Regions from separate parts of the Homo sapiens genome. Here region 1 is linked to region 2. A link is a loop called in an ENCODE intact Hi-C map of the cell type or tissue named here. Cell type or tissue: K562. All regions are shown on one strand. Links, peaks and the distances in the headings refer to the core of each region. The heading gives the core; the rest is flanking DNA. Region 1 has its middle 58 kb from the start of RUNX1. Region 2 overlaps LOC124905015 (a long non-coding RNA gene).

Evidence for each region. Hi-C counts contacts between places; a loop is a spot of excess contacts. Peaks named below come from ENCODE experiments on the same cell type or tissue, not always from the same donor. Only the 100,000 strongest peaks of a DNase experiment are listed, where the experiment ranks them.
Region 1: it touches region 2 in a loop (5-fold over the local background); 3 of 110 quality-filtered maps call a loop at or near these places.

Annotation. Positions count from the first base shown.
Region 1 is chr21:35,099,679-35,115,183 of GRCh38, reverse strand. No RefSeq gene overlaps it. Among named protein-coding and RNA genes, the nearest start is that of RUNX1, 58 kb to the right of the region's middle. RefSeq lists a silencer at 9,775-9,953. In K562, for the core only: no CTCF peak of the experiment used is centred there; DNase peaks (open chromatin) are centred at 8,743, 10,167 and 11,953; H3K4me3 peaks cover 693 bases.
Region 2 is chr21:35,196,592-35,212,096 of GRCh38, reverse strand. It overlaps LOC124905015 (a long non-coding RNA gene), which reads left to right. Exons shown (of 2, transcript XR_007067854.1): 2 at 1-452. Among named protein-coding and RNA genes, the nearest start is that of RUNX1, 160 kb to the right of the region's middle. In K562, for the core only: a CTCF peak has its summit at 7,068 (motif pointing left); DNase peaks (open chromatin) are centred at 5,736, 6,656 and 7,106; H3K4me3 peaks cover 710 bases.

The DNA.
Region 1 (15,505 bases), core at 4,045-12,044, 99 kb after region 2:
CATCAAAGAAAGAAAGAATGACTGACAGCCCAGGTTAAATAAGAGAGTGCTTCATGTTCTTAGCAAATATTGGTATTAGCTCTAAGAATCCAACAGTTTGGAAGACCTGGATGATACGTTAAATTAAAAATAATGACCATGACAATATTATAGACATTAACAGGTCAAATCTTTATTAAAAACATTTCTCTTTACTAGATTGATAAATATATGTTGTAGGAAGTTTAGAAATTACTATATGGCCGGGCACTGTGGCTCACACCTGTAATCCCAGCACTTTGGGAGGCTGAGGCAGGTGGATCATGAGGTCAGGAGATCGAGACCATCTTGGCTAACACGATGAAACCCCGTCTCTACTAAAAATACAAAAAATTAGCCAAGCGTGGTGGCACGCACCTGTAGTCCCAGCTACTCAGGAGGCTGAGGCAGGAGAATGGCATGAACCCAGGAGGCAGAGCTTGCAGTGAGCCGAGATAACACCACTGCACTGGGCGACAGAGTGAGATTGTGTCTCAAAAAAAAAAAAAAAGAAAGAAAGAAAGAAATTACTATATAAGCAAAGAAAATGGAAAAAATAAACCTATCTTTCATGGTTTTATGATACAAGGACAACCATAGTCAGCATTTGGTGTGTGTCATTTGAGTCCTGCTACCCCTTATGTGTGTACAAACACATGTAAACATGTCTGTGCATATATGTACATGGATGCACATGTGTGTACATGTACATAGATACACATATCCATGTCATACGACATACACTATTTTTACTATGTTTTCTGTTAGTATTTAACATATGTCATGAACACCATCACGTGTTATTAGACATACATGTGCCCATGTCAACATTCACCATGATTGCTTGACAGTCAGTCCTGAGTCTGGGTGCCCAGTGCTGGCACCCTCAAGTCCTAGCTCTCTTCTTCCACCTCATGCTCCTCTTCTGACCACTGAGGTAGATACCTGAGCTGCTCAGGACATTCTCATACACATATTTTCCCCACTTTGGACTGCATTGTTTTGGTAGGATAAGCCCCTAAAAGTAGAACTCTGGATCAAAGGGTATGGAGGCTTTGGGGACATGCTGCCAAATTGCCTTCCAGAACATTCTGCCAACCTGCAGCCCTTCCTGCAGCATGTGTGCCCCGTCTCCTCATTGTGAGGACAATAAATCCTTTCTTGATGTATTAAAGGGTGCTCCTTGGAGCTGCACATTTAACAGTTTGCGAACAGGAATATTTCACTCAGAATATTTTTTTTTTCTCTGAAAGATCGTGTCTTCCTTTGTCTTGTGGATTTTGGCCTCAACGATTATCTTTCCAGCCAAATTGGGCTAAATAAGCAAGCAAATGAGATATATTGAGGAGAAAAGAGTTCCCATTGTATTTCTCCATTCATGGATGATACCCGCAACTTCTTCGGTTTAGACAGTGTTTCTCTAAGTTCTCAGGAGAGCTGCCTTAACTTTCCCTATTTCTGTTTTTTAAGCATGTATTTTCTGATTATAACAATTACACAAGCTCTTATGATCCTTCAAAAAGCAACATGAAATAGAAGACACAGCATGAATTTTGGAAAGAGCCCTCTTATTTGTGACCCAGATCTGCCCCCAGAACATTGAGTTTGGTCAAATTACATGAGAGCCTGCCTTTACTTATCTTTAAACTGTAATGGAGTGTCTAATCCCTGTGAAATTAGGACAATAATTCCTGCCTCACACAATGTCAGGGTTCAGTAAGATAATGCATACATATAAACATTTACAAAAATGCTACTAACTAGTACTAAATGTGTAATGACACAATTAAACAGAGTAGAATGAGAGAACTCTGTATTAGTTTGCTAAGGAAGCTATAACAAAGTGCCACAGCGTGGGTGTCTTGAACAAAATGAATGTATTGTCTCATAGTGCTTGAGGCTAAAAACCCAAGATCAAGATGTCAGCAGCAGTCATTTCCTGTGAGGCCTCTCTCCTGGATTTGCAGATGATGATCTTTTCCCTGTGTCATCACATGGTTACATGTCCAAATTACCCCTTCTTTTTATAAAGACATGAGTCGTGTTGGATTAGAGGCCACTCTAATGACCTCATATTAACTTTATTACCTCTGTAAAGGGCCTATCTCCAAATAAGACCACATTCTGAAGTACCGGGAGTTATGACTTTAACGTATGAATTTGGGAGAGACACAATCCAAAGCATAACAAACTCTGTAGCTGAAAGGAAATTTAGACCTCCTGTATCATAATAACCTCAACCACTGGAAAGGCAGGTTCAGAGCAGGTGATGTGATCCACCAGAGACCTCCAGAAAAGCAGTGGCAGATCCAGGAATCAATCTTCCTAGATGATGAACTCAATTGTTAACTCAGTTCCTCATATTTCAATTCACTTTTATTCCCTCACACACTCAAGTATACATGGACCATTTTAAAACACAGATTCTAAATTGTCTCAATAAACGAGCAGACGAGGACTGTTCTTCCCTTCTTCTACAGAAGACGAAGGTTGCTCAGCTGCTCAGCTGGAAGGAGAGATAATTTCTGGTTTAGGTCAAAAAATCACTCTGTGATATTACTGTGTTCAAACTCAAGTATATTAAAGTACCCAACCTAAATGTTAATATAAAAATGCACACTCAGGTAAAGATTGGGAAAACAGAAGTTAAATTTTATAGATTATGTTCTACATGGTAGATACAATGTGTTCAGCATTTGCACATAGCTTATGTCAATTCAATATATGTGCATTTTAGGATCATTTAGTGTTTTTAACTATCTTCCTCAATGTTTGTGCCCAACCACAGGAAAACTAGAGGCTGCCTTTTCATCTTAGGGGATGGGAAAGTCAATTTTTTCCCCAGACTTGGCACTAGCTATTGGGCAACCACATTAAGTCTTCAAACTCCTTTGTACCTCAGTCTTTTCATCCAGAAAATGAGGATAATTGGCTCTGTGTTCTTTAATCTCCTACTAAATAAGAGATAAGATTGCTAAAGGCACTGAATTTACTAGATGATCCTGACAGAAACACAGCCAGTAAAAGTACTGGGATTACTATGTATTATTTCCTACAGGCCCAGCCTCAAGGAAAACATTTTTGAAAGTTTACCTTGGATGAAAAGTGGGGGAAGACACTTAGAAGTCAAACAATGTGAAGAAAATGGACATAAATCTTTTGCTCAATGTTACTATAAAAGCTAACATTTATTTTAAATGGAGAGGCTTGAGAAGTTTTTCCTTGAACGTCATGTAAGCTGCCATGATGGGGATTTATGAATGAAATCGATTAGGCACTAATTTTCCAGGCTTCACTTTCTGGAAATGGATGTACTGTGTTTTCAGAGTGCAGCATCTCCAACAAGGTTACCAGAATCAAAGCGGTGACTTTGGCTTCCAACGTTGTCCTTTCCTCCTTCCAGCTGGAGGCCTACCAAGGAAGTGACTAATAGAAAAAACCACAGGTGTGTGTCTGCACCCCAGAGGCTCAGGTACGTGGAGATGGGACCTCAGGAATGGTTAAAACATTCTATGTACATCCAAATACAGACATGGTGAGAGGGAAGCAGTTCCACTGTCACTTCTCAAGCACTCCTGATGTTCATCCTCCAAACAAAAGCAACTGTCATCCCAATGCCTTCTAATTTCCATGGCAGGTGCTGAGTATTTTGCCAGAGAGCTGCTGTTCTTGCCAGAGATTTATTAGGCTGGAAATATCCTTCCCACTTTAGGTCAGTTGAGTGGATGGGTGAGTGTGTGGAGCTAGAAATGGAAATTACTAATAAAAAAGCAATAGAACTGTATCTTTAACCATGCATATGTTTCTCTACAGCTCAATTATTTCTCACCTTTTCCAAATTGCCCTCTATTCACTCTTTTAATATCAAGGTCACAGAGATCCGTAGCTCCCAGATTCTAGATTGGTCTCATCCCCGCACATAGACCCTTGTGCTCATAATTGTAGTTTCCAAGGTATATTGAGTCTATCTCCACAAATATTGTTGACATATTATGCCTTTTGTTTTAGTTCAGTCCCTATGTCTTGTCCAACTATATATATACCATTAAAAACAATGGCAAAACTGCACTTTGCACCAACCTTCGAAATATATATATTCCATGTATATATATTCCAAACATATATATGTAATATTATGTAATATATGTAATATTCCATATATAAACATATATATGGAATATATGTTTCTAAGTTGTCCCTCTATGTGGCAGATCCTGTAGCCCATTTAGCAAACATTCTCTACTCCTCCTTTTTTCTCCCTTGTTTGAATTCTGACTTTTGTCAAGTATCAACTAGAGAGCTCGTAATATCCATAGAAAGTGGGTACACCCCAGGCCTAGGGATGAGTAGTGACTCAGAACTGGCCATGAGCTATGAAGGAGCACCTACCAGGAAATTGTGAGAACAATTTTTGGTCCCCAATTGTAGTGGATTGAATTTTGACCCCCCCAATGGTATGTTCAAGTCCTAATCCATGGCACCTAGGAGTGTGGCCTTATTTGGAAATATATATAGTCTTGGCAGATCTAATCAAGTTAAGATGAAGTCATACTAGATTACCATGGACCCTAATTCCAATGGTTAGCATCTTTGTAAGGGTAAGAAGATGTAGATTTGAACATACAGAGACACAGAGGAAACACACAGGGAAGAAGACCATGTGAAGACAGAGGCGGAAATTGGAGTGATGCAGCTACAAGCCAAGGGATGCCAAGGATTGCAGCAATCGCCTGAAGCTAGGAGAGATGTAGGAAAGCATCCTTCCCTAGAGCCTTCAGAGGAGCGTGGCCCTGCCAAAACCTTGCTTTTCGACTTCTAGCCTCGGGAACACACTTCTGCTGTTTTAAGCCACCAGTTTGTGGTACTTTGTTATGGCAACCCTGGCAAACTAAGGTACTGATTAAAGATGAGAGGGACACAAGCAGGTTTTTCTCTGCCATAACAACACCCCTGATTCTGGCTCTTATTTGAGGCCATGATGCCTGAAGCTACACCAGTCATCCTGTGGCCAGGAAGCACAAAGCCAATAATGTGCTCTAAGCATCACAGAGCATAGCATCAGGAAGACCCGGCGCCTTCTGTAGATATCACTGAACATCTGAACCCAATCAGCCACCGCTGGCTGTCACCATTTGGGTTATATGAAAAATATAAACACTCTTTATTAGCCACTTTTTTGAAGTGTTTACTATTACTTGCAGCAGAAAGCATTTTTAACTGACATACACTGTCTATTGCTTTTAATTACATACAACTTTCTCAACTGCACATCTGATCATCAACTTCCCAGTTACTTTCCTAATCATGTCCAAACACATCATTCATTCAGAACCCATCACGATGGGCTCTAGTTTCATCTACTATTCCCCTATCTAGTTTCTACACATTCGTGTACACAAACTTTTCATTTCGGTGAAACTGGAAAGAACCAATGTTCTTGAGCACACTCTACCTCTATTTGTCTTGATTTCTATGCCTGAGACATCCTATCATGATTGTTCATTTTTCTTCTATTCTTAGTATGTAAAACTGCAAAGTGCATGTCAGTACCGTGGCAAAAGTAAACGATTAGGAACAAAATTAGTGTCTGATCATCCAGGATTGGTTCACTACGCTATGACACATCCATACAATTGAACCCTCTAGAGCTTTAAAAATTTTATAAAAGCATAACATTTGATGATGTTATATGCAACATTCACTGTTAAGGTATTTCATAGAAACAGAGAATCAGAGTTTGAAAAGTCTGATGAGATGCCTAGTAGCCTGTTGTCTGTGATTATTTCTGGATAATAGGATTTGGAAGTAATTTCATTCTTTTTTATACTATTTTAATTTTTCAGATTTCCTACAGGTATATATTACCATTAAAATAAGAACTATGTATTTTTAAATCCTAAAGAATCTTCAGGGCCCCATTTGACATTTTCAGAAAATCTTCCCCGGATTTCACTGCAGGATCATCTCCTCTTCCTTTGCTTTTCAAAACAACGTTTGCTCTTCCCTGATGGCATGTGGATCACACTCTGGCTTGAAATAGACTTAGTAGTGTATGTATTTCTTTTACCACATTTTAAGCTTATTCAGCACTTAGATCATGTTCAGGTCATCTTTGTCTCACCCATGGGGAACAAACAAAACACTCTCTCAATATTGTGGAAGTAATAATTGCTGGCACATATTGAACACTTAATATAGCAGAATAAAAATAATTCTATGTCATTTCGTGCAGTCCATTCACTATTCTAATATGGAACCTGAGGTCTTGAGAAGTTAATTTGCCCAAGAAAAGAACTTTGAGCATCCCTGAATCCTCCCTCTTCTTTACCTTCATCTCCAGTTCCCAGGTTTTATTAATACTTGCTCTAACATGCTTTCTAATGTCCTTTCTTCGTTGTCCATCCTGTAGTACAGGCCATCTTCCTCTCACCTAAACTATTACCATTATTTAATTAGTTAGGTTTTTAGTTCCACAATGTTTTCTATTCTATAATTTGTTATTAATGTGACTATTGGTTTATTCAGTCAAAGTATGTTTGGATTTATCCACGTGGCTACCAATTTTTCTTTGCTCACACTCTTGATCATATCTGAGGTTTGAGATATTTCTTCTGTATTTATGTCCTTTTTCCCCGAAGTATGTCCTTTAGAAGTTCCTTTCATGAGGATTTTTTTTCAAGGTGAGAGTCCTTACATCTTATTATATGAAAATGTGTTCAACCTTGTTTTTGAAAGGTAGAGTGGCTTGGCAAAGTTATTTTCTCTTAGAATTTTATCGTCTTTGCGGATCCATTATTGTCAAAACTTCTGTTGATCTGATTATTATTCCTTTTGATGTCTGTCATTTCTCTAGGGCTGCTTTTAAGTTATTTTTATCATCTCTGGCATTTTGTAATGTCACTATAATACAAATATCTCCAGATCCAGAGGGGACAAATGTCCCCTCTGGACCTAAGGCCTTTGTCTTTCCTAATATCTGAAAAATCATCAACCTTTTATCCTCAAACATTTCTTCTCTCTCTAGTCTCTCGTTTTGAAATTTTAACTAGTCCTTATCATTCTTATTCACCCTTTCATATTTTCTGTCTTGTTGTGTCTGTGTGCATCATTCCACATTTCTTCAAACCTATATTCTAATTTGATACTTTCATGTTCAGTTGCTCCACAAAAGTAGGGCCTGTGTCTCTCTTGCTCACTCTCTTCCACACCTGAAACCTAGGAGGTGCTTAAAAGCATCTCTTGACTGAATGAATTAGTTTTACATTTGGTGGGATATTGAGGCTTAGAGATACCAGAGACTTGCCCAATGGCCCACCATAGCTGCACAGTAGGATGGTACAGCCCTAGGTCTGACTCCAAAGCCTGTGGATCAGTAAATGAGTGAATGAACAAATGAAAGTAAAAAATAATAAGAAAACAACTTCGTCCAGAGAGTAAAAATGCAAGTCATGATACTTTACGCATCTTCTCCTGATCACCGAAATGAAGAAGTTTTCTCAGAGCTTTTCTCTCTTTCCATTCCCAATATTTAGAATTAATCCCTCAAAATATCTCTTTATATGACTCCAGGACAGCTGTGGGAAATCACCGTAAGATTTCTCTCAAACATACATCAGTAGATGACAATCGGCGGTGGCATTTAGCATCTTCCGTTCACTTTAACTCTTGTTTATTGAGCATTACTGTGCCGGATGCACTGGTCACCTGGGGAGTTACAGAAAAATTATGATGGGGCTGGGCGTGGTGGTTCACGCCTGTGAATAATCCCAGCACTTTGGAGGGCGAGGCGGGCGGACTCCTTGAGATCAGGAGTTTGTGACCAGCCTGGCCAACATGGGTAAACCCCGTGTCGACTAAAAATACAAAAAATAGCCGGGCATCATTGCACGTGCCTGTAATCCCAGCTACTCAGGAGGCTGAGGCAGGAGAATCACTTGAGCCCGGGAGGTGGAGGTTGCAGTGAGCTGAGATCATGCCACTGCATCCCAGCCTGGGCGACAGAGCGAGACTCCATCTCAAAAAAAAAAAAAAAAAAAAAAAAAAAATATGGTGGGACCTGACTTTGCAAAGCTCAAACTACATGGTGGAATTTTCAATATGGTTCAGATTAAGAACCCAATATACTAAGATCAGAATATCTCGTAGAACTTTCAGGGACTTTCTCCATGGCTGAGTGGCCTCTTGTATACTGGCTGTTTAAAGCGAGTAGGCAGAAAATGAAGTTGGGAATCACACGTCGGATACATTCTTAATTTCTCCCCAGTAACACTGCGTTAGTCCTGGCACATCTCTGAAAAGCTGAAAACCTTGTCATAGGTTTTTCCAAAAGCCTTGGCTGATGGCGCTCGCGTGACCTACTGGGCAGGGCTGTGCTGTGCTGTGCTGGGCTGGGCTGGGCTGGGCTGGGCTGGCTCTGGCAGGACCTACCCAGGCACAGGCTCCTAAATCACCCTTTATCCTTGCCCCTTCCTGCTGTGTTGACAACAGCCGGAAACTCCTTTGAGAGCCTCAACCCAATCTCACAACTGTTGACGGACTTTAGAAAGAGTTTCTTCCCTGGCAGATAATTCAGACTGAAAGGAACAAACATGTTGAAAACCCCATTCAAGGAAAGTTGTTACTAAGTGTGAACAATGCTGATGATAACAGGGCTTTCTCGGAAGACCACTTAGAAGAGCATTGTTGTTGCCATTTATTTCAGGCCGCCAGGCTCTTATAGGCTCTTATCTCGCACGTGCCATGTGCTCCCACTTATCTGTCAGCAGTTGGACTCCACTGAAGCTGACAGTGACGTCCAGCTCCACACGACTGACCACCAAGTGAAGGTCAGGTGGCAGGAAAGAGGTTGCTCTCTCCTACATTTATTCTCTGCAGAATTGTGTAAGTGGCTCAACAGCAGTAAGCCAAGAATCTCTCTAAAACTGTCATAGTTATAGTTGTACTTAGATTTTGACTTTACTCAGGTGCCTAAAACAGCATCAGGATCTTATTTGCAGCAGCACTTGGAGATATCAGATGAGTTTCCAAATGTCCTTTGAATACTGGGGGCACGTATAGTTGAATAGCCATGGGGAGAACTAGCTATACATTGGATCAAATGGTGTCCACAGTCCGTGTAGATGTCCAAGGAGCTGATGCCGTACAGTGAAGCAAGGTTAAATTTGCAGTATTAAATTGAAGGACTACCAGGCACGGTGGCTCACGCCTGTAATCCTAGCACTTTGGGAGGCTGAGGCGGGTGGCTTGCCTGAGCTCAGGAGTTTGAGACTAGGCTGAGCAACATGGTGAAGACCCATCTCTATTAAAATACAAAAAAAAAAAAAAAAAAAAATGGCCAGGCGTGGTGGTGCCTGGTTGTAGTCCCAGATACTCAGGACACTGAAGCACAAGAATTTGCTTGAACCCTGGAGGCAGAGGTTGCAGTGAGTCGAGATAGCACCACTGCACTCCAGCCTGGGAGACAGAGCAAGACCCTGTCTCCAAAAATAAATAAATAAATTAATTAATTGAAGGACTGGTGTGACCTCTGTACACATACACACAGTCTGCAGGTTTGTGTTTACACATATAGGTTGTATGTACACACACACATATGATATTGAAAAATCTATGCCTATACATAGACACAGGGAGCATTGACTCTGAAGCTAGACTGGCTGGATTTGTACTCTAGCTACTTCCCTTAAGAGGTGTGTGACTTTAGGCCAGGCGCAGTGGCTCACGCCTATAATCCCAGCACTTTGGGAGGCTGAGACAGGCAGATCACTTGAGGTCAGGAGTTCGAGACCAGCCTGGTCATCATGGTGAAACCTCTTCTCTACTAAAAATACAAAAATTAGCCAGGCATGGTGGGGCGCACCTGTAGTCCCAGCTACTCGGGAGGCTGATGCTGGAGAATTTCTTGAACCCAGGAGATGGAGGTGACGGTGAGCCAAGATTATGCCAGTGCACTCCAGCCTGGGCAACAGAGTGAGACTTCATCTCTAAGAAAAAGAGATGTGTGACTTAAAATATTCAACCTCTCTGTTCCTTTGTTTCCTCATCTGTCTACCTCAAAGTGTTCTCAAGAAGATAAGACGAGCTAGTATGCTTAAAGGACTTAGGACAGTGGCTAGCGGTCAGGGAGTGCAGTAGAAGTGCTTATTAAATAGAATGCTCCCTCTCAGTTAAGAGGGAGATATGGCCTCTGTCTCTGGCTGAGCAGCCATGAGTCCAGCTACCTCAGAGGTTCTACCCCTAAAAATCTACAGATGGATTGGGTTAGTGGGGGGTGACCAGTAGCCTCTGCCATGCCTGTACCATAGGTCTAACTTTTATTTTTATTCATGTGAATATGTGAGCCCCTCAGGAGACAGCAGACTCCACTGGGTCAGGGACAGTTTGAATGTATTCCACTGTTTTCTCCCCTACATATAACAGGGTGCTTGGCCCATAATAGGTGCTTAATAAATATGTATTGGATATTTAATAGAATAACTACTACTATTGCTAGTGCTGTTGCCACTAATACTACTATTACTATTATCCTCAGGACGGGATTTAATTTTCTGCATCATAAATTATTGTACTGAAATAGGGGTTCCTGAAAATCATGTATAAATCGTGAAGATAACCTCCCAAAATGGTCAAATAATAATAGTAATAAAAAATAATGTTCTCCCTTTAGGTATTTACCCAGTAATGGGATTGCTGGGTTGAATGGTATTTCCGTTTTTAAGTCTTTGAGGAAATGTCACACTGTCTTCCACAATGGCTGAACTAAGTTATTCAACACTATTCACAATAGCAAAGACATGGAATCAACCTAAATGTCCATAAATAATAGTCTGGATAAAGAAAATATGGTACATATACATGATGGAATACTACGCAGCCATAAAAGAGAACAAGATCATGTCCTTTGCAGGGACATGGATAGAGCTGGAGGCCATTATCCTTAGCAAACTAACACAGGAATGGAAAACCAAATACCACAAGTTCTCACTTATAAGTGGGAGTTAAGTGATGAGGACACATGGACACACAGAAAGAAACAACACACAATGGGGCCTTTTGGAGTTTGGAAGGTAGGAGGAGGGAGACAATCAGGAAAAATAACTGTTGGGTAGTAGGCTTAATACCTGGGTGATAAGATAATCTGTACAACAAACCCCTATGACACAAGTTGACCTGTGTAACAAACCTGCACTTGTACCCTTGAACTTAAAAGTTTTTTTTTAAAAAAGTTAACAGTAATAATTAACTTTGTTGTATAGAACAATAGAATAATAAATAGAAAATAAGGAACTTTAAAAGTCAAAATTAAAAAATAAAGAATAAAAATAATCGAGGCTTTGTTCTGCAAAATGTGTAGTATCAAATAAATATTGGGAAAGTTTACAGAGAAAAATAATACTAGTGGTGTCAAGTAATTCACAGTCAGGAATAACTTGAAGAGGCACAGAATGAGTGATTATGTTCATGTACCAAATGAGTAGGGATAAAATATAGTTAACAAATAAAATGCATGTTGGATATTAATGCAGGAAGGTAAACACCATTATTTGCCCTCACCAGGATATAAGGAAGCAGGTTTTTAATTGGCCTAGAACACCAAGGTCTAGGAAATGCCATGTTCAAAAGAAATAGGATCAATAGCTAAGCCAGTCAAAGCCATATACACCTGGAGTGAAATGTGTGACCATGATGGAAGAATGTGCACAGAGAGTTTGGTTGAAGATTAAAGGAGGGAGGGAGAGTGGGACGATGCTGGAGACCACCCATCCAGATGGAGGAAGCACTGATGTTTTCCAGGCATGGATCAAACAGCACAGATGCTGCCAGAGAGGTTGGGTGACTGCAGAGGGAGGGGCCCGGGTGCAGGGAGCCCACAGGGACAGCTGCTAGAAATCGACTTCAGTCCAAAGAGGAAGCGAGGCAGAGCTGCTTCTCTGGATCTATTCTAACCAAGGAGGAAGTGACGGGGGCCCTGGAGATAAAAGGAGCAGGTTACTCTAGAGCCTCCCACAGCCAACCATGGGTGAGCTGGGTATTGTCAGGTGGGTGACCGCCTTTTGAGGAGGCAGAACTCTAAAAGCTTAGAGCAAAGATTGGTGGAATTCTAAGACGTGAGCATGAAACAAGTCTGGAGAGGGAAGGGTCCTTGTTCATAGCACAATCCCGACTGGGAAGAAAATGGGGAAGTATCTCAAGAGGTAGCCAAACAGGAAATTCTCTGGTAAAGTCAGACGTAAGAACACTTGTACAAAAAAAAAAAAAAAAAGGAAAGAAGATGAACATAAATGCAAGTAAGAAATAGTGTTGAGAATCTTTGTGCTTCAAAGAAGTTTGCAAAATTTGCTAAGACCTAAAATGAGAGTCAAGTAAAAGAACAAAGGCAGGACAGATCTTCTGTAAGGGCAGCTAATATATAATGTAAACAGACAACAGAGAGAAAGGATAACAGCTCAACTGGGTTACATTAAACAAGTACTGACTGGCTGTCTTCTCTGTAAGCCACAACCAGACATAGGGCCATGACCCTGCTCATGAGGAACTCATGGGCCAGATAAGGAAAGTATACAAAGAACAAATGATGATCAGGATGGTAAATTTCCATAGTATTGGGTATCTCTAAATGAGAGAGTTCAATTGGTTAAGGGATTCATTTAGGAAACACTTCATCAAGGAGAACTCAGTGGTAGGTTTTGCAGGATTCCGATAGGGCTCTTGGATTGAGAAACACTTTAAAGAAAAGCAGAGGAAGAGAAACCTGTTGAAGATCATGAGAAGAAATGGTGGGAGGAGGAAAGAGTTAACCTGGAGTAAACTATCATAGAAATCTAGGAGATAATTTCTCCCAACAAAGCACCTGTAGAAGTTGAAGAACATGAAACAAATGTGCATGAGAATAGGAAAGTCCCAGTAATTTAAAGATAGTTTGAGTGGCATGCTGGAACAGAAACAAGGTCCCCAGAAGGTTTATGAGATGAGGGAGAGCATTAATTAATTCCAAAAATTTGCCTGTGATGGAAGCAAAAGAGAAAGTGGACAGTATAGAAAGATATAAGATCAAGGATGAATTTTGTGCTTTGTTCTTATTTTTAATTTGGTTTGTGGATGGAGATTTAAACATAGTTATTATATGTGCTTAGAGGGAAGAGGCAATAGAACGAAAGTTACTAGAAATGAAAGATAATGAGATGATTAATAAGGCATGACCCTGAAGGATGCAAGTAGGGGATAGGAACTGGAGTCCATGTGGGAACATTAGCTGTGAGAAGTGGGTATCACTTTTTCCATGGAAATTTCAGGGCTCTGAGAGTAGGTCCATCTGTAACCAGTGCTTGAGACAGAGCACTGAAGGTGTCACTTTGAGTCAGTTTTCATTAATTGGAGTATTAAGAAGACCTGTCACCCCCTAAAAGAAAGAGAAGAGATAGTTCCAAGGGGGATTTGAAGACTGTAGAGAAACAATGATTTAGGGGAATGGAAGAGGAAGGTATTATGGGACCTGTGGAAGGAGAGTGGGATATAGCTGAGCTTCCAGTTCAAGCTGGAGGCTATAGCTGCATAGGGCACCAACCCTCATGGTATGTGAGCTTCACCAGTAGTCCAGGTGTAGGAAGGGTGGATGGTTGTATTAATCCAGGGATGGAGTTTACCAGTGAGTGTGGTGGAAAAATGAGAATGGGAAAGAAGATGTAGACAGACAGAGGCTGAAGCCATGAGCTTCATGGCTTCAAGGCAAGAGCCATGAGATCCAGGCCACTAAGCAATAGGAATGAAGGCAACAAGGAAATGGAGCAATCGGAGCCCCTAAGAGATCAAAGAACAGGTGTAGTAGGCACACAGAATGATGACAAAAGATAACACAATATTATGGGCAGTGAGAGGGATCCTGGCAGAGAAGGAAGAATTCCAGGTAATATGCAGGGTGTGGCCCTAGGAGAGTGTGCCTGGAGTTGGGGGAATTGGAAATCAATGAAATTGAGAACGTCAAGAAAAGCGTGTTGAACGGAACATTTTCTAAAACTCATTGCTATGTTTATTTGTACACAGAGGAAACATGTAAGTGTGCTTCTATGCTAAGGGGAAGGCCTAGTAGAGAGGGAGATGAGGATACTGCAGAGAGGGAAGAGGGTTGAGGGAACAAGGTCTGGAGGAAGCAGGAGAGAAAGCAGGTCAGAGCATGGCTGATGGGATTGGCAGGAGAGAGAGGAAATAAGGAGCAGGAATTAAAAACGGGTCTGGGTACAGATGCATTCATCTGGGCATTTGAGGCAGGAAGCTGAGGCCGGACAATCTGCTGTGAGACAGGAGGACAGTGAAGCAGAGCATGGGAGAGAGGCAAGAGCTTGGAACAGCCGCGGGAGCTTCCTGGTGGGACTGGTTGAAGGATCTTAGTGATTTTCTCCAGCTGGGCTCAGCCCCCAGGCTTGAGAGTGGAGAAGGCCAATGATGTATGGGTTCCCAGGTGGAATTTTGCCAGCTCTGAATGACAAGTAGACAAGGAGGGAGAGAGATTACCAGTGAGAACTGACAAACCCTGGCAACCAAGGAGGCCGGGCTGGATAAAGAGGGAAGTAAAGCCAGGTGGATCCAGATGGACTGAAAGCAAATGGAGGAACCGAAGTTCTGGGAGGACCGCGGGAAATTAAGAGTGGGTGGAATGAGAATAAACCTCTGAGGGGGTGTAGAGTAAGATGAGGGAGCTGTGGCTTAACGGAATTTGTGAGGATGATTTGGGCGTTGGACTTAACTGGAAGCGTTCTGAATCAACACTGAGATGAAACGGCAGTGATAGGAGTTGACCTCATTACAGTTGAGCTGAGGCATCACAAGCATCTTTCTCTTGTTTAACAGAGCTGGAGAGCTGGGAGACCTGTCTGTTCCACTTCAACTCTAAGAGTCCATGAGCAACTCCACCTAACACACATTGAAATACATACCAGTCAATAATCGTATTTTCCATAAACTCTTACCTAAACCAACTACAGCTCAGGGAGATGCATTTTCATTTCCTGTCTTCCCTGCACACTCTACATGCATGTGATGCTCCTTTACAGTACAGCGCATGCATGTACAGTGCATGTTGCATTTCAGGGAAAGGAGGAGCTAATCTATGGCATCACTAGTTTTATGCTTTGAGACATGGAGATTAAAAGGCCTAAATATACATTTTCCCCAGGTGAGTCCTGTGAGAATGAAGTTTCATCCCTGGAATTAAGCTCTTTGACAGCCCTAGGATAGGAGTCTATAAAAATAAGGTATTATTTGTGATAGGGGATTTCTTACTTTATAATAAAACCACAAAAAAAAAAATAGTAAAAGTGTAATAAGCACACTTGTTTATTTAATCTAACCCAAACATATTGGCTACAGTTTTTTCTTTATATCATATTATTGGGTTAAGTTTTTATATTCCTCTATATAGGAAGAGAGGTTTATTTGCAAACAGAGCAAAACACCCCAGTGGTAACTTGATTTTTCTTTAAACCTCCATATA
Region 2 (15,505 bases), core at 2,386-10,385:
CTAGGCTGAAATCATGTTGCCATGAGCCAGGATGGATATACTAGTTGTTCTATAGCCAGCATCTGTTCTGATTGGATGGCATCCAGATTGTGCAGATTGATAAATATTTTGAACATCGTTCCCAGTTATCATGGGCTTGTGGTTGAGAAATACCACCATAAACACAAGAAGAAAGGTCGTTGTGTTCTCTGCCTTGGAAAACACAGTTGCTTTCTGGAGAGACTGGCTGCTCCGTTGATATTATTTTCTTCTGCTCACCAGTGACTGTTGAAAAATATTCTGTGTGATTAGAATCTAGAACGCTATTGATTTTTGTCTGGTCTTTCATGATATTTATAATTTCCTCATTTATGTTTGAGATTAAAAAATCTTTAGCTAACATCAATAAAATACATTATTGCTATTAAAATACTACTGTGAAAATCTTGAAATAAAAATAACTTTGAAACTCTCTTAAGTCCTTTTTTCAAACATACATCATTGTTTTCACAATGCAATTCCTGGTAATTAAGAGGTTTCTTTGAAACTGAACTACAAGTAACAGAGGATAAAAATAATAGTTGGTAAAGCAAATGAAAAGTCAGAGGGTAAGCAGCAAGGGGCTGGTATGGTGGTTATATTTTCCAAAATACTCAGGGATCCAGGCTTCATCCAGCTCTGCCCTTCGCCAGCACTAACATATAACCCCGTTCCTCAACATCCAGTTTGGCAGTCAACGCTCCAGCCTTTACATATTTACTGTAGGCATCAAAGAGAGAGAGAAGAAAAGGATATAAAAAGAGTGCATTCTAGCTGTCATTCAACATAGTGTGCCAGTCTACTACACATCACATATTTAGTAAGTGGTGGGGGCTTATGGCTTTGACTAGGTACTTATAGCCTGGATTTTGAAGAGAATGGATTGAAGAGAGGCAGCATTCAGCCTGCATTTCATTGGTCAGAACTTCTCCAAAATCTGGTCACACCTGCAACGATGTTAGGAAGTGTAGTTTTTTGTTTGTTTGTTTGTTTGTTTGTTTGTTTGTGACTATGGACACAGCTAAAAATTAAGACTTCTATTACTATGAAAGGAGAAGGGAACAGCTGTTAGGGGTCAGCTAGCCATTTTTTTCTGCAAAAGCCATTCTTTTAGAGCAGACCAGATTATATCCTATTCATTTCTGAATCGTATATTCACTTTCTATTTCTATCTTATTGAATTCTATTCCCTTCTGAATTGAGCCACCTAGATTGAGAATTATCAGTAATTTTGAGTTCCCTAAATAGTTTTGTAATTTATTTATCCACTGAATAAGTATTAGTGGAATACCTACTGTGGGATAAGAACTCTGCTAAGGTTTAGGAATAGCAACATGAACAAAACATGGCTCCTGGTTTCATGGAGTCACATGGAGAAGGCCACTACTGGGCAAGTGAGTATAACAGCATAGGCACTCTAGAGAGAATGGGGCAGGGAGACACAGCTTAGCATTGAAGTGGAGGAAGGCACTTAAGCTGATAGGTGAAGGATGAGTGGGAGGTGTTGATAGCATGCTCCAAGGCAAGGCAGCACAGGTTCCAAGGCCTGGGAGTTAGAAGAAATGCTGAATTTCAAGGCACTGAACAATTTACAACATCTCTGGAGTGTTGATTTCAGAGGCGAAAATGTTGCTAGATAAAGCTGGTGAGAGGTAAGACCTATAAGCCATGTTAGACTTCATGCTTTTCTTACAGGGAACTATTGAATACAAGGCTCATTTTGACTGCTTTATAATAACCATACCTATTATCTATTGAGTGTCGACTATATGTTTGACATTGTGGTAAGTATATTACATCACTAAGTGTACTACATGCATTAACAAACTCTAAGGGACAGATTGTCCCTACTCTATAAAAGAGAAATGTGAAGGTCAAGGCATTTTAAAAACCTGCTCAGGGGGTCATTCAGTTAACAAGAGTTTGAGCTAAGATCAACCGAGAAACAGTCCAATGCTGTACTCATTTCATAGCCTAGACCACACGGAGCCTAGATTGAATGGGATCAGGGCTGCAGAAAGCAATCATACGTGGCTAGGTGTATAGATAATTTTTAAAACTTTAACCTTCACTTCTACTGCTGATCATTTAAGATGTCCTGGCTCTGCAACTGCTTCTAACTCTGGTTCTGTGACAGTCTAACTTCTGTAAACCCCACTTGTTCATTTTTGAGTGGAGATTGCTCCCTTTACTCTACTGAGTAAACTCTCTTGTTAGACCCTATAGACCTGACTTGTCTGACCTGTGGGTCACAGAAGTCTCCAATTGATTCCAGGAGCACGCTGGCCCTCTGACACACTGAGCATCCATGATACCCAATTATCCAGAAAAGAGGGGTAAACTGGATTTGGGAAGGGGAAGGTTCTCCAATGCTGATACTTTGGTAAAATCCCTTTTGCTCTTGTTTTAGATTGGTTAGTGTTCATTTGCCTCCCTCAGCACAATTAATGTTACCGACTGCTATGGGTCAAACATGAGTGGGTACTTGAAGCAACATGCACTGGTTTTCTTTGCTGTGGTGGAGATTACAACAGGGCTGGCTCTGGACGCACAGGTTGAGTCTACGCTCCAGGGTCTCCTAATTCTCCCTTCCATGTGCATGCAGCCTCCTCTCCACTGGCTACTGTGCCGTGAGCTTAGCCATTACCAGGCAGCATTGTGTCAAGATGCCAAATCCTGTTGTTACTATTTTTGACAGCAGCTGTAACTTACCACCCAACCTTGGAATTGGAGGTCCAGGAAGGCCCATGTCCTCAGACACATCTGGTGCTGTTGCTAAAACCAGCTCTGTTTTGTCTGTATTGACAGCATACTGAAAATATCCAAGCTTCTCTGAAACAGAAAATCTGACAAGTAAAAATACCTCTGTAATGGTATTGAGTAAAGGAGTTGAGGTAATGGGTTTATTCATTGTAAAAGCAGCTGGTTTTCCTTGCGAATGTTTGTTTGGTTTAAAACAAGGGAAGATCCGAGTTGCCAAAGGAACGAATGGAATACACTGTAGTTTCTTTTCTTTGAGCTTTTTGGGCTTCTAATGGAAGTACAGGATCCTGCCAAAAAGCCCTGAGCCCCTTTGTCTGGATAATTTATTAGATAAGGTTTAAAATTCTAGGATACAATCTTTTCTTTATCACATGCCTCACTTTGTGAGTGAATCATCACTCACACCCACCTTCCCAACATGAATTCTACGACGGGGAAAAAAACCCCAGCTCAGCTTATTCTGGTGGAATACTGTGTTATGTTAAACATTTTCTTCTTACCTGGTGGGATCAGAATATATTTTAAGTTCACTTGATTTTTGCTGAGCCACAAAATATTCTTGGTGAGAGGGGTGTTGACACTTACCTATGCTATAAGATGAAGGGAGTATCGTTTGTGCGGTAGGAAGGAGAAAAGAGAATATCAATTTGGCTTTTTGTTACAAAACTAGTGGGAAATGAGGTCTTTGGTGACTTTTGTCTTTACTTGCCAAGTTTGTATATATGCCACAAAACACAAAACTATTTACCGTGAAAATGCACAGCACGGTTTAAGCTCCAAAGAAGGGTATGCAGATTTAATCAGCCTTCTGGGCTGGTAGTAGTATCATCATTGGTGTTTTCTATTTGGCAATGGGTGTTCTGAGGAAGAAGGTAAAGAGGGATACAGTGACCCCGAGGACGAGGAGGACCTCAAAAACCCGGGAGTAGTGTGGATCCCACGGGACGGAGGGTTCGTGATCACGGAAAGCCTCTCCAAACACAACACAACTTCATTTTTGATCTACGTTTTTCATATTTCCCAGAACCGTGGGCTGTTTACAGAGTCAGGAGAATTTTTGCTTTGACATGAAGTAATCTTGTCCTTTGGGAGCCCCCGAAAGTTAGCCAAGGTTTAAAAGAGTTCCAGAAACCACTTTTCAGCCCACTGTGAATTTGTGGGCTTTACTGTGGTGGGTGCTTGTGTTGGAGGAGCTAAACAACACTGCCAGCATTTTTAAAGCTTTTTTTTCTTCTTATAAAAATCTGTTGTGCTGTGAAAAATCATAAAACTACTTCAAAATGTTCTTCACTGTCGTCGAAATCAGCTTGGCTCAAGATACTATAACATCTAAAGTTAATTATACATCAGTAGTTTATTTTAACATTATCTGGGGCTAAAGGAAATAAATGAGAACAAAAATGGAAATAATTCGATAAAGCAGATTGTTTTTATTAAATATATTCATGTCTATTCAAATTATTTAAGCCCACATAGCACAGCAATTTCTGAGTGCCCCACAGCTAAAGCTGCAGGAACTGAGCAAATCTATTACTAGTTCTGCGTCCGCAGTAGGCTCCAGAGCCTGTACAAGGCTCTAGAAGGTTCCAGAAAGTTCCAGCTCTCAGATGAAGGGGTCATATTAGACAGAAAGGTAGATCTGGTCCTGCCAGGGTGTTAGGGGCATGGTTATCCTTTCCCTGAGATGGAAACTAGTAACAGTTCTCACATGATGATACACCAGGCTCAGGGAACAGGGCAGCCAAAGCCACACCCGGACACCCGCAGGGGTCCTGGAGAGACTCCCGGACTGGCGATCTCAGGGAACAAACCCCGCTTCCTGACAGGAGCACTGTGAGTGGCAGAGCCCGTGGGAGGCTAAATGTGACCCTGTGAGGAGCAACTGAGTTACAGGATGTCCTCTGTGCTGGGTGGAAGATAACCAGGAAGGAGCTGGACACCTACCCAGCCCCGGGGTCGTCTCCTCCCAGGTCTCTCCTGGCACGTCCTTAACACAGAGTGGTGCCTGGGAGGTTCCCAGCACAAATGCTGGTGCTGGGCACACAGGGGCCAAGGAGACAGGCCAACCCTCCCCTCAGCACTCAGGGTCTGCAGGGAGACCGACTGGAAACAGCTCCTCCCCAGGCCTGGGTGCTGCCCAGAGAGCCCGGGCCCCAGGGTCCTCTCCCCCGAGGCTTTAAGATCCCAGTTTCTACATTTCCCTCTTTATTCCAGAATGTGTGATTTTCCCGGTGTGATTCCCTTTTGTCTCTTTCAGTTGCAGAGCCACACAAGGGTATGCACTATTTCACTCTGATAGGGAAGAAAAAGTGTTTTCACAAATTGAAGTGTGTTGTGGTGGTGTGGGCACCCGCATGGTGAAATGGCAGAGGCATCCCTTGTGAGTGGTTTCTGTCCCTGGGAAGGTTTTGGAAGGCACAGATTCCTTTGGTATAGTTGGAACCTAATGTGGAGACTGCTGGTGGCAGGCATTTCCTAAACATGTGTGGAAGGAAGGAAGGAAAGAAGGACAGAAGGAAGGAAGGGAGGGAAGGAGGAAGGGAGGGGAAGGAAGGAAGGAAGGAGGGAGGGAGAAAGGGAAAGAGGGAAGGAAGGAAGGAGGAGGAGGGAGGAAGGAAGGAAAGAAAGGAAGGAAGGAAGGAGACAGAGGGAGGGGAGGGGAGAGAAGAGAGTCAGAGACACAGAGAGAGGAGGGGGAGGAGGGCTGAAGAACACAGGCGTTCAGACCTCTTCAGGCCTTGGTCAGTCTGAACATTCGTCCACAATCTCATGGTCACCTCCACCCCGACCTTCCTTCTTCCCACTTGTCCGGACATGCGAAAGTCTCCTAGCCCAGGCAGTTAAGAGAGGAGAAGTCATCATTCATGTGCTGCCAACACCTTTGAGTTAGACACGGCCGAGCTTTCTGTAGGTCTGCCTCTTCCAGCGGACACCAGCTCTCCCCACCGGCAGGCAGCAGGGCCCTCCCACTCTTGGGCTCCACCTCCTCACTGTCCCCAAGGCAAATGGAAAGCCAGGTGTGTGTATGAATTCCAGCAAGGCAAAAGAAGCAAGAAAGAGAGCAACTGAGATGTGGAGATTAAAAATAGGATAAACAGGAACTGAGAAGTCTGGGTTTCTATTTTTCTGGTTCACTTTGTTTTCATGCTTCCCTCAGTGAACTCTTGTAATTGTAGTCTCTCCCAATTAAGCAGTCATTTGTAGCTCAGGATAAGAAAATAAAGAAAATAAGACTCCTGAGTTCCCTGCGTGTAGAATTCCCCACCCCTCATCCTCAGAATGCATTCATTCCCAGCACACATGAAAACAATTGTCTGTAGGAAAAGAAGAATCAACTTTAGGCTTTGCCCAGAAATGCCAGCACAGTTCCTTCCATGGTGGTCGATGACCTCAAATTGGAAATGTGATAAATATAAGAATATCTATACCACATAAAAAACCAACAAGCTCCACACTTTGATTTTGCCCTATTCAGGGCAAGCTCTGATGTAAGAGGATGTCGGATGAACACGGATGCCCACGTGGCTACCCTAGGCCAGGGTTAAATCTCCTGGTGGTGAAAGCCTCTGTGCTACAGGGGAAAAGGTGTGTAGGCCGTGTGTGTGTGTGTGTGTGTGTGTGTGTGTGTGTGTGTGTGTGTGTATCCAGGAGATCAGCAGCCAGAGCTTCATTTATCACGGCTTTGCTTCCTAAAATGTAACTGGAGGCACAGAGAGCTCTTTATAAATCAAAAGGCCCCTAGCTTCCACTAGCCTGAAACAGTAGAGACGGTGGGAGCTGCCTGTGTTGAGTCTGAATGAAACACCCACTCAGCCCAGCTGCAAGCTATCTAAAGCAAATATCCCGACAATGGCCTCTTGCCCAGAAACGGCCTCAGCAGCCTGCCTCCCTGGACAGGAAGGAAGGCGCTCTGGAACAGAACCACTGCCCACGTGGTGGTGGGGGTGTGGGGAGCTCTCTCCTGGTCCCATCTCGCATTTGCCCCAAATCAAAGTAGAGGCTGCTAAACGGCTGATAGAGAAAGATGGACCGTCTAACTGCTAGTCAATGTTTATTGTATTCTTAGAAGCAGCGACTCTTCTCAACTTCCTGTGATCAAAAACGCTTGTTAATCGTTCTTATTAAAAGCCAGATCTCCCAACGTACAACTTTGTTGCACGTGGACTGAATTAAAAGCAGGAGATTGTTTTCATCTCTAGAATTCAGCGAATGCCAAAACAAATGTACATGAAATTGCCGGCCCTTTTTTTTTTCTTTCTTTCTTTCGTTATCTCTTTTCCCTTATTTCCCCCTACAGGAGGCAGCGAAACCTAGTAAAGAAAAAGAGGAAACTGGAACCTGAAGCTCAAAATTACGGGCAGGGAACTCGGATTCTGTCTGGGTGGAAGTGTTAGGTCACAATAGGATCCACTCAACCATCATGTTGCTTTTACTTTTCTCTCCTGCTGGTTTTCCGGGGGTACAGGTTTACAGTATGTGTCAGTGACTGAGACAAGCCCTTCCAAAGTGGCCGTTTTCTTGCTAATGTTAAATTATTTTTGATGCATTTTCTCTAGATTCCCCAGTTCTTGCAGGAAAACATTCAGAATGTGTTTTGATAAAATAGTAGCTCAGAAAAGCTCGTGCATCTTAGAAGCTTGCCATTTAAAATACAGATGTCCAGTTAAATTGAAATTTCGGAGAAGCAACTAATTTTGTTTAATGTTCAGGTAAACAATGAATGATAAAATATTACATGGAGTACATGTATGCTAAAAATGTATTCATGTTTATCTAAAATTTATATTTAAGTGGGTATCCTGTAGTTTTTAAATCTGATGACCCAGAACAAGTCAGCTCATTTGACCACATGTCTGCTGCACATATAGAGAGTTGAACACGTTCTAGGTAGTAATTATTCCCTGATACAATCATTTCGTCTTTATACCGCTACTCAATACCAGTACCCAGAAATGGTTGAGTCACCTAATGTAATTTTGCCAATCTGTTATGAGGTCATAGAAGACCGTCACTGGTAAGCTGCATAGAGAATCTAGGAATTGTTCTAACCGTGGTTCCTGACAAGCTCAAGCCCTCTAGACTTTACTTTTCCACTCCTCTAGCTTGGCTGGAAGGGCTGTAGCCACTTTCTGACTTTCTAGTCAGAGAGCCTTGAATATGAAGAAGGGTGGCCACGTTTCCATCTGCGAGGCTGACAGTCAAGGGCAGGAGTGTCTACCGTTTGCACAGTAGTCTGACGAAGGATTTCTCCCCAGTTGATTCCAAATTCATAATTTTCTGGAGTATAAAGGGACTGAACAGTATGGAGGTAGTCTAAGACATAAGACCTTCCTTTCAAAACTCAACTGCCAAAGTCAATGGAGCTTGCTACCACTTTAAAAACATTCCCAGGTCCAGCACACACGATCTAAAATTAAACTTAATTATCATCACTTGGAGATGCTCTATTAGAGGAAAGTCTGTGAGTCAATATGAAACGTCCTGCTGATCATCATCTGCAAAGTGGCCGAGCCAAGAACTGCTGGGACGCTCTGGCCACATATGGAACAGGACATGATATACATGATCTGATACTCTCATCTTAGACATACATTTTCTTAAACATCGAAAACAACAGAACGATTCTCCTGAGTGACTGTTGGATATACCTTTTTGTATTTTAAAAATGTGCTTGCTCCACTCACAGGGACCCTGCTGCCTGATCACTCAAATCACCTCATGGGAAACTCTGAGAAATGCTTTATTTAGAAGCAGTTCGGACTGTGAGTCATGCAACATTTTGCTGTGTTTTTCTTCTTCAGTTCTCCTGCTCCCATAAACATTTATAGGAAGACAGGATATTTCACTGCGTTTCAAGAGTCCATCTGCCACAGATGCTTGTTCCCCACCTGAAGTCATCAACTTTCAGGAAAGAAAATATCTGGTTTTCTTTCAAATGCTGATAAAGAAAAAAAAAATTGGCAAGGAAAAAGGATGACCCTTGAGTAGAATTACCTCTTCCCTGAGTGTTTCTCACGATTCTCTGTAAAGCATTGGTAGTTTAATGCTGGAATCCACCCTGTGGTCAGAGGCACAGTTTTATAAGATTAATAGTATTCTAAAGGAACACAACAACAAAAGATTAATAGTATTCTAAGGCAAAGAAGTCGCAAAGGACTTTGTCCCCTTCATGAAGCAGTGGAAAAAATTATTCCTTTTCTTTTCGAGGGGAGGGTGTCTGTGGGGAGTGGGGAGTGGCAGGCAGTGTCAAAAGCTTACTTTGACTTCCTGATCACATTTTCCTTCAAAATTTTTCACATTTCATTTAAGCCTGCAAGTATCCACTTACTGAAAATGACCTTCTTCGGATCTAAGAATTCTGATATAATTTAGTTGATTCCTTCTTGATTCTAGGGTAAGTTTATGGGCTTTCTTGACTTTGGATTAAAAGGCAAATTTCCTTTGAGATACAGAAGATCTCTCCCTTTATGCCAACATCAATCCTCTTTCAGTAGCAGTTTCCCAATATTTTCTTGATCTAAAAAAAACAAACAACAACAACAAAAACTTCTTTATTTTTGTTTTTCTCAAACACCTAGTTATCTACTTTCTTTTTGGATACTTTTCCTTTTATGTTTTTATTACCCTTTGCCTTCAGTATGTTAGAAGGAGGTTGCCAAATTTCCTCTGAATATTAGCTTAGTCACTAAGAGTACTGGATTTAAGAGGTTGCTTTTCTCTACTAAGCAATACAAAGTAGATGTTCTTGATTATGTCTCTTTTTAGTGGTAGAAAACAGTTCATAGTCATCACTGAACATCATTCACTGGGCCTGGAACCTGAGTCTGAAGGGTTGAGGAAGGCAGTGTCATGCAGTCTTGGGGAACAGAGGCTCTCTGGAGCCAAGACACCTGAGTTCAAACCCCAGTTCTGTCACTTGCTAGCTGTGTGAGCTTCAAAAATTGAACTAACTACTTGAAGCCTTGGTTTTTCCCTCTGTAAAATGGAGAAAAAAGTGGTACCTACCTCATTGGGTTGTGAGGATCAAAAAAGTTGATATTTGTACTTATAACAGTACCTGGTACATGGTAAGTGCTATGAAAATATTGCTATTATTGCTATTGAAAGATTGGGCCTATGGAGACACACTTAGGAAGCTAGACATAGAAATTTTGCACATCATTAATAATGAATGAATGAATAGTATTAAAATGTATTTGTTCAATAAATATTTAGGGAGCAATTACTCTGTACTGAACACTGTGCTAGGTGCAAGACACAAAAACTCAAAGCTATAGAATGTACTCTAAGGGAGCTTAGGCTCTGGGGAGAAAGCTATGGGCATTGTGGGCAGACCAAGGCTGTGGTGTCAGATAACTTTCAGCTCAAGCCCAGCCCCATTAGTGGAAAGGGATTGGGTAAGTGAATTTTCTCACTTGTGAAATGGGGATAATTCTACCTTATTAGGTTGTTTCAAAAAGTAATGGAGAATACAGAACATATACACATGTATTTTAAAAATATACTTACCCCAGTAAAAACTCAGTGAATAACATGTGTTATATGTTACATATGGACATGTCTATGTCTGCATATAGGTATTTAGAGAGGGAAAGAGAAGAACTATGATATGAGTTGATAGTCACTCTAGCAGGTTTGTTCCAGGCAAAGTCAAAGCCCAGAGGGAGGGTCTTGAGCCTGCCTAGAGAATCCCAGGAAGAGAAGAGGGGCAGAGACAAAAAAGACAACTAAGAGTCCACCTTTGCAGAGAACAGGCAACCTGGGGCCAATCAACCATGCGTGCAGAGGCCTGGAGGCTGAAGGACTGGTAGGTTTGAGACAGCTAAGAGTTCAATATTGTGAAACAGAATATGCAAGGCAGAGAGGCGGTAAAAAAAGATGTTGCACAAACAAGCAGGGACTAACTCACATCTTTGTCAGAATGTCACTTTCTTACTGATTTCTTCCCTGACTACCCTATGTAAAATGAACCCCTCCTCCAGCATTCCCTAGAATCCTGCCCTGCTTTGTTTTTCTTTGTCACCTTGTACACAAGTCACCTTCTAAAAATAAGTATAAATATACATGTATGTATACAAATGTACATATACATGTGTGTGCATGTCATACAAACACACACACATGCATGAGTTATTTTGTTTATTATCTGTCTCCTCTCAGTAGAATGGAAGCTCTACCAGAACAGGGATTCTGTTCACTGCTATTTCCTTAGCACCTAAATCAATGCCTGGCACACAGTAAGTGCTCAATAAAAACAGGTTGAACTGAATAAATGACTGCATAGCCTCCTCCGGCAGGCAAGAAAGGTGAGCTCATTCTTTGGTCAGAAGAAACTTGAAAAATCCTAAGCAAGGGAAGATGTGATCATATTTTCCTGTTCTAGAGGCATTGTTCACGGTGGACCGTCATGGAGTCCTTTCAATGATTTGAGCTAGCTGCATGAGGGCCAGACCCAGAGAGTGAGAGAACTGGGAACAGCTGGCAGAACTGGATGGCAGATTGGAGGGGACATAGGGAGAGTGGGCAGGTAGGATTCCCTCAGGTGTCTGGCTTGAGCAAACAAGTGTTATTCATGGAGAAAGGATAGGAACATGCGTCAGTGAAGCCAAGAAAACTTTTAAAAAATAATGCTTTTATTCCAAGGAGGGTGAAAGATATCATAGATGCTCAATAGCTAATGACTGATTGATTGAAAATGTAAGGAAAGAAATGGTCTGGTAGAATCCTATTAATTATTAAATCTATAGCTTTCTGAATTACCTGTGGCCTAAGAAAGGTGATGAGACTTGGGAAATGTCTTATGTAAAAGAAATGGGAAGGATTCACTGAAAAAAAAATCTGTGAAGAGCAAATAACTTTTTGAAAGACAGCATTTCACTTCACATTATTGTTATTTGCTTTAACGGGGAATCCTGTGCAAGCGCAAAACTTGTCTTCTCAGCTTTGAGTACTGCATTCTGTCCCTGTGGACTGGCATCCACAGGAGAAGCTAAAGAACCTGTAAAGGGCTGGGTATGGTGGTTCAAATCTGTAATCCCAGCCCTTGGGGAGGCTGAGGCAGGAGGATCGCTTAAACCCAGAAGTTTGAGATGAATCTGGGCAACATAATTAGACCCCACCTCTACAAAAAATATTAAAAATGTTAGAAGGCATGGTGGTGCACAGCTGTAGTCCCAGCTACTCAGAAGCTGAGGCAAAAGGATTGCTTGAGCCCTGGAGGTCAGTGCTGCAGTGAGCTATGATCGTGGCACTGCACTCCAATCTGGGCAACACAGTGAGACCCCATATCTGCAAAAAAATTAAAAAATTATTTTGGCATAGTGGCATGCACCTATAGTCCCAACTACTCAGAAGGTTGAGCCAGGATGATTGCTTGAACCTCGGAAGTTGAGGCTACAGTAAGCTTTGATTTCATCACTGCACTCCAGCCTGGGTGACAGAATGTGCACAGAAGTAAAACTCAGTGAATTTCCATCAGAATTCCTGGAACTCCTTTAGGGGCAGATGTGGCATTGAAGAGTCACCAAACCTGCATTACTACCCAGCTACAATAAATTTGCTGAGCAGCTTTCATAAGTAAACCCATGGACAAGCTATCATCTCCCTGACCTGGTTTGTGTGAAATTGCTGGTTAGGTTGCTGAGTTGCTTCCAGTTTTTGAAGAGGGGTGGTGTCCCTCAAAGTCATGCATTTGGTGTGGCTGGATGAAGCGTCCTCCCAAACACTGAGATCCAATAGCCCTAGACAATGGCAGGCCTGGCAGCCCGCCCTGGACTGGACTGGCAAATGCTGATGGGACGAGCCTTGCATGTGGCATTATCGGTGGATGAGCCTTCTCAGAGCCTGTTGTTTGGAGCAAAAGAGAGTATGGACATTTCAGCCTTTACTGTAACATGAGAATAAGAACACCCATTGTGCACTGCATTTATGAATTAAATGTCATCAGACCGTCTAGTGCTTAGCACAATACTGAATAGGAGGATGCAGTCAATGATTGTTAGTTTCACAGTCCTTGGGGTGTTCGACCCTCTCTCTTCACATCAGGGATGCTGAAATGTGTACATGTGCTAAAAGAGATATGTAGGAATAAGTTCTTAAGTGAAGAAAGTAGAAAAAATGGGAAAGTACCATGCTGAACATGAAGGTCACTGAGTTTCATGAAATGACTTGGTCAATTTTCTACATTTAGGTCTTTAGCTGAAATGTACAAACAACTGTAAACCAATTCAACATTTGTATGATACATATGTGTGTGTGTGTGTGTGTGTGTGTGTGTGTGTGTTCTATGACTGTTGATATTTTGAAAAAAGTGTTTTGTTGTGGGTGGTTCTTTTTCTTTAAGCTGTGCTTTTAGAAGTTTACTATGTTCTTAAATATATCTTTTACATGTAAGTGAAATCTTTGTTTCCTAAAAAAAGAAAAAAACACATCCTTGATTTTGCAATGGAAATCAGTGAAGCAACTGGCTATCAGAAATTCACTTTATAATATTTGAGAAGCTCCAAATTTAGTGGGAAGTACCACTAAACCAAACATATCAATATCTAGTGTCACTTTCACTTTTCTCTCAAGGCAACTTTGGCAAGACTCAATATTTTGAAACAACCCGTACATATGAATCCCCATTTGTAGTTTGTTTGTTTTTTTAAACTATCTTATTTTGAGTTAATTAATTTACCCCTTCCAAAGCCTATCTTCCCTCCCATCAGTTTCTCCAGGTTGTTTTCTTCTATGTTATTTTTCCTTTGTATTATAATTTGCCTTGTATAAGTCAATTCAACATCACACATCAAACACTAGCTATGTGTTTGTGTACTATGTGTTGTCACATCACATAAATTTAGAATCCGCTGAGATCAGAACAACATTTTATTCCTTTCTTTTCTTCCTTCCTCCAATTCCCAAAGTAGAGAATTCAGAAGAGTGGTGCTTGCCAGCAATTTTTGATGAGAGATCAAGCTGTTGGGGAATGTTCTTCTCCTCTTATTTCATTCCATTTGAATCTATGACTGTTGAAGTTTTCCACGTTCTTATACTGACTCAACAAATGTCCCCAGGGGTATTTCCATCTTCTAAGCATTAGTTCACTTTCTTTGCTTATTTACTCCCAGTTGCTTCGTGAACTGAGCCAGGATATCAGTGATTAATGACTCAGTACTATTTCAGGAATCCCCTGCATTTTCCATATGCTGACTCACCTACAGTTTTCTATGTTCACCTGTTGGGAGCATGGCTGTGGCATAGGACATGTGGCTTTGGATGGCCAGAAGGCCCTGAAAACTTATATGCAATTGCAAAACTGCCATCCGAACAAAGCCCTTTTGCCTGTTTTTCTTTGGCACTTTTCTTCCCTTGAGCAAGTTCCTTGAGAATAGAGATGGATTTGTCTTAGTCATCTTTGAATCAGCAATGGCTACCTTAGTACTTAGGGTTGCAATAAAATATCTGTACTCAATAACTATTCATTGAATGATGGAGTAATGTAATCTTGAGGAGTCTCAAAGACAGTTAATTTATGTTTGGTGAATTGTAATGGTTGTAAACGTGGAAGAACCATTTTAAGAAGATAAAGGCTTAGGCCAATATCCAGGAATAACTTAAATGCCTAAAGTCTTGGAGTTACTTAGAAAGAATGGTATGATGAGAAAACCATAAAAGGACCAAAAAAGAGTCAAAGCAGTTGAATGAAACCTGCCAAAGGTTTTATTACCATGCAGCCTTATTGGTGTTGATTCTCTTAAGCTGGTCTTTCCTGCAAAACACATCCCTTGTTTTTGTCTGTCTTTAGCACTAAACCCAACTCTTTTGTTCATACTAACCCCTTTCTTCAAATATATGACATGAATTACACGAAGTAAGTATGCACGATGTGTTAGGGATCCCCACAGCCATTCTCAGATTCAATGACTCACTAGAAAGACTTACAGGACTCAGCATATGGTCATATTCACAGCTACAGTGTATTATAATGAAAAGATACCAAAGGAGATGATCAAAGTGAAAAGGCACATGAGTTCAAGTCCAGAGGAAACAAGAAACCAGCTTCTATGAGTCCTCTCTCCCAGCGCAGTCGTACAGGACATGCTTAATTCCTTTAGCATTGAATTGTGACACATGTTGTCTACCAGGGAAGCTTGTTAGAGATTCAGTATCCAGAGTTTTTATTTGGGGCTTATCACATAGGCACTCTTCCCCTAACACACACCAACATTCCAGACTCTCCAAGAAAAGCAGGTGTTCAGCATAAGTCCCATTGTGTTTATAAACACTTCAGGTATGGTAAACCAACTTTATCAATTAGTTAAAGCTTATCAATTAATTAAGCCACTCTCTAGTGGTGGAAACATTACTGAAATCCCAATTTTCAGATGTGAACCAGGGACCAACCTTGCAAGTAGGTGTTCATCAGGCTAGCAGTCTCAGGACTGCTATATTTACTGTACAGTGTACACCAAGCTCATCATCTTTCCCTATCTTGGAATATTCCACCCTCTCAATCCCAGCTCTGTGCTTTGCTGATTTTATCATTCAAACTTGAACACAAACAGTGTCTCCTAAAGAAGCCCTAGCTGGCCGTACTATTGAATGTAGCTCCTATACCAAGTCACTCTCTACCATTGTCCAGCCCCTTTTGAATTTCATCTGTATGTTCCATGTTGGAAGGGATATTTGTTTTGTTACTTTCTCTACGCTCTGGACCCAGAAGAGTATCTGACCCTTACAC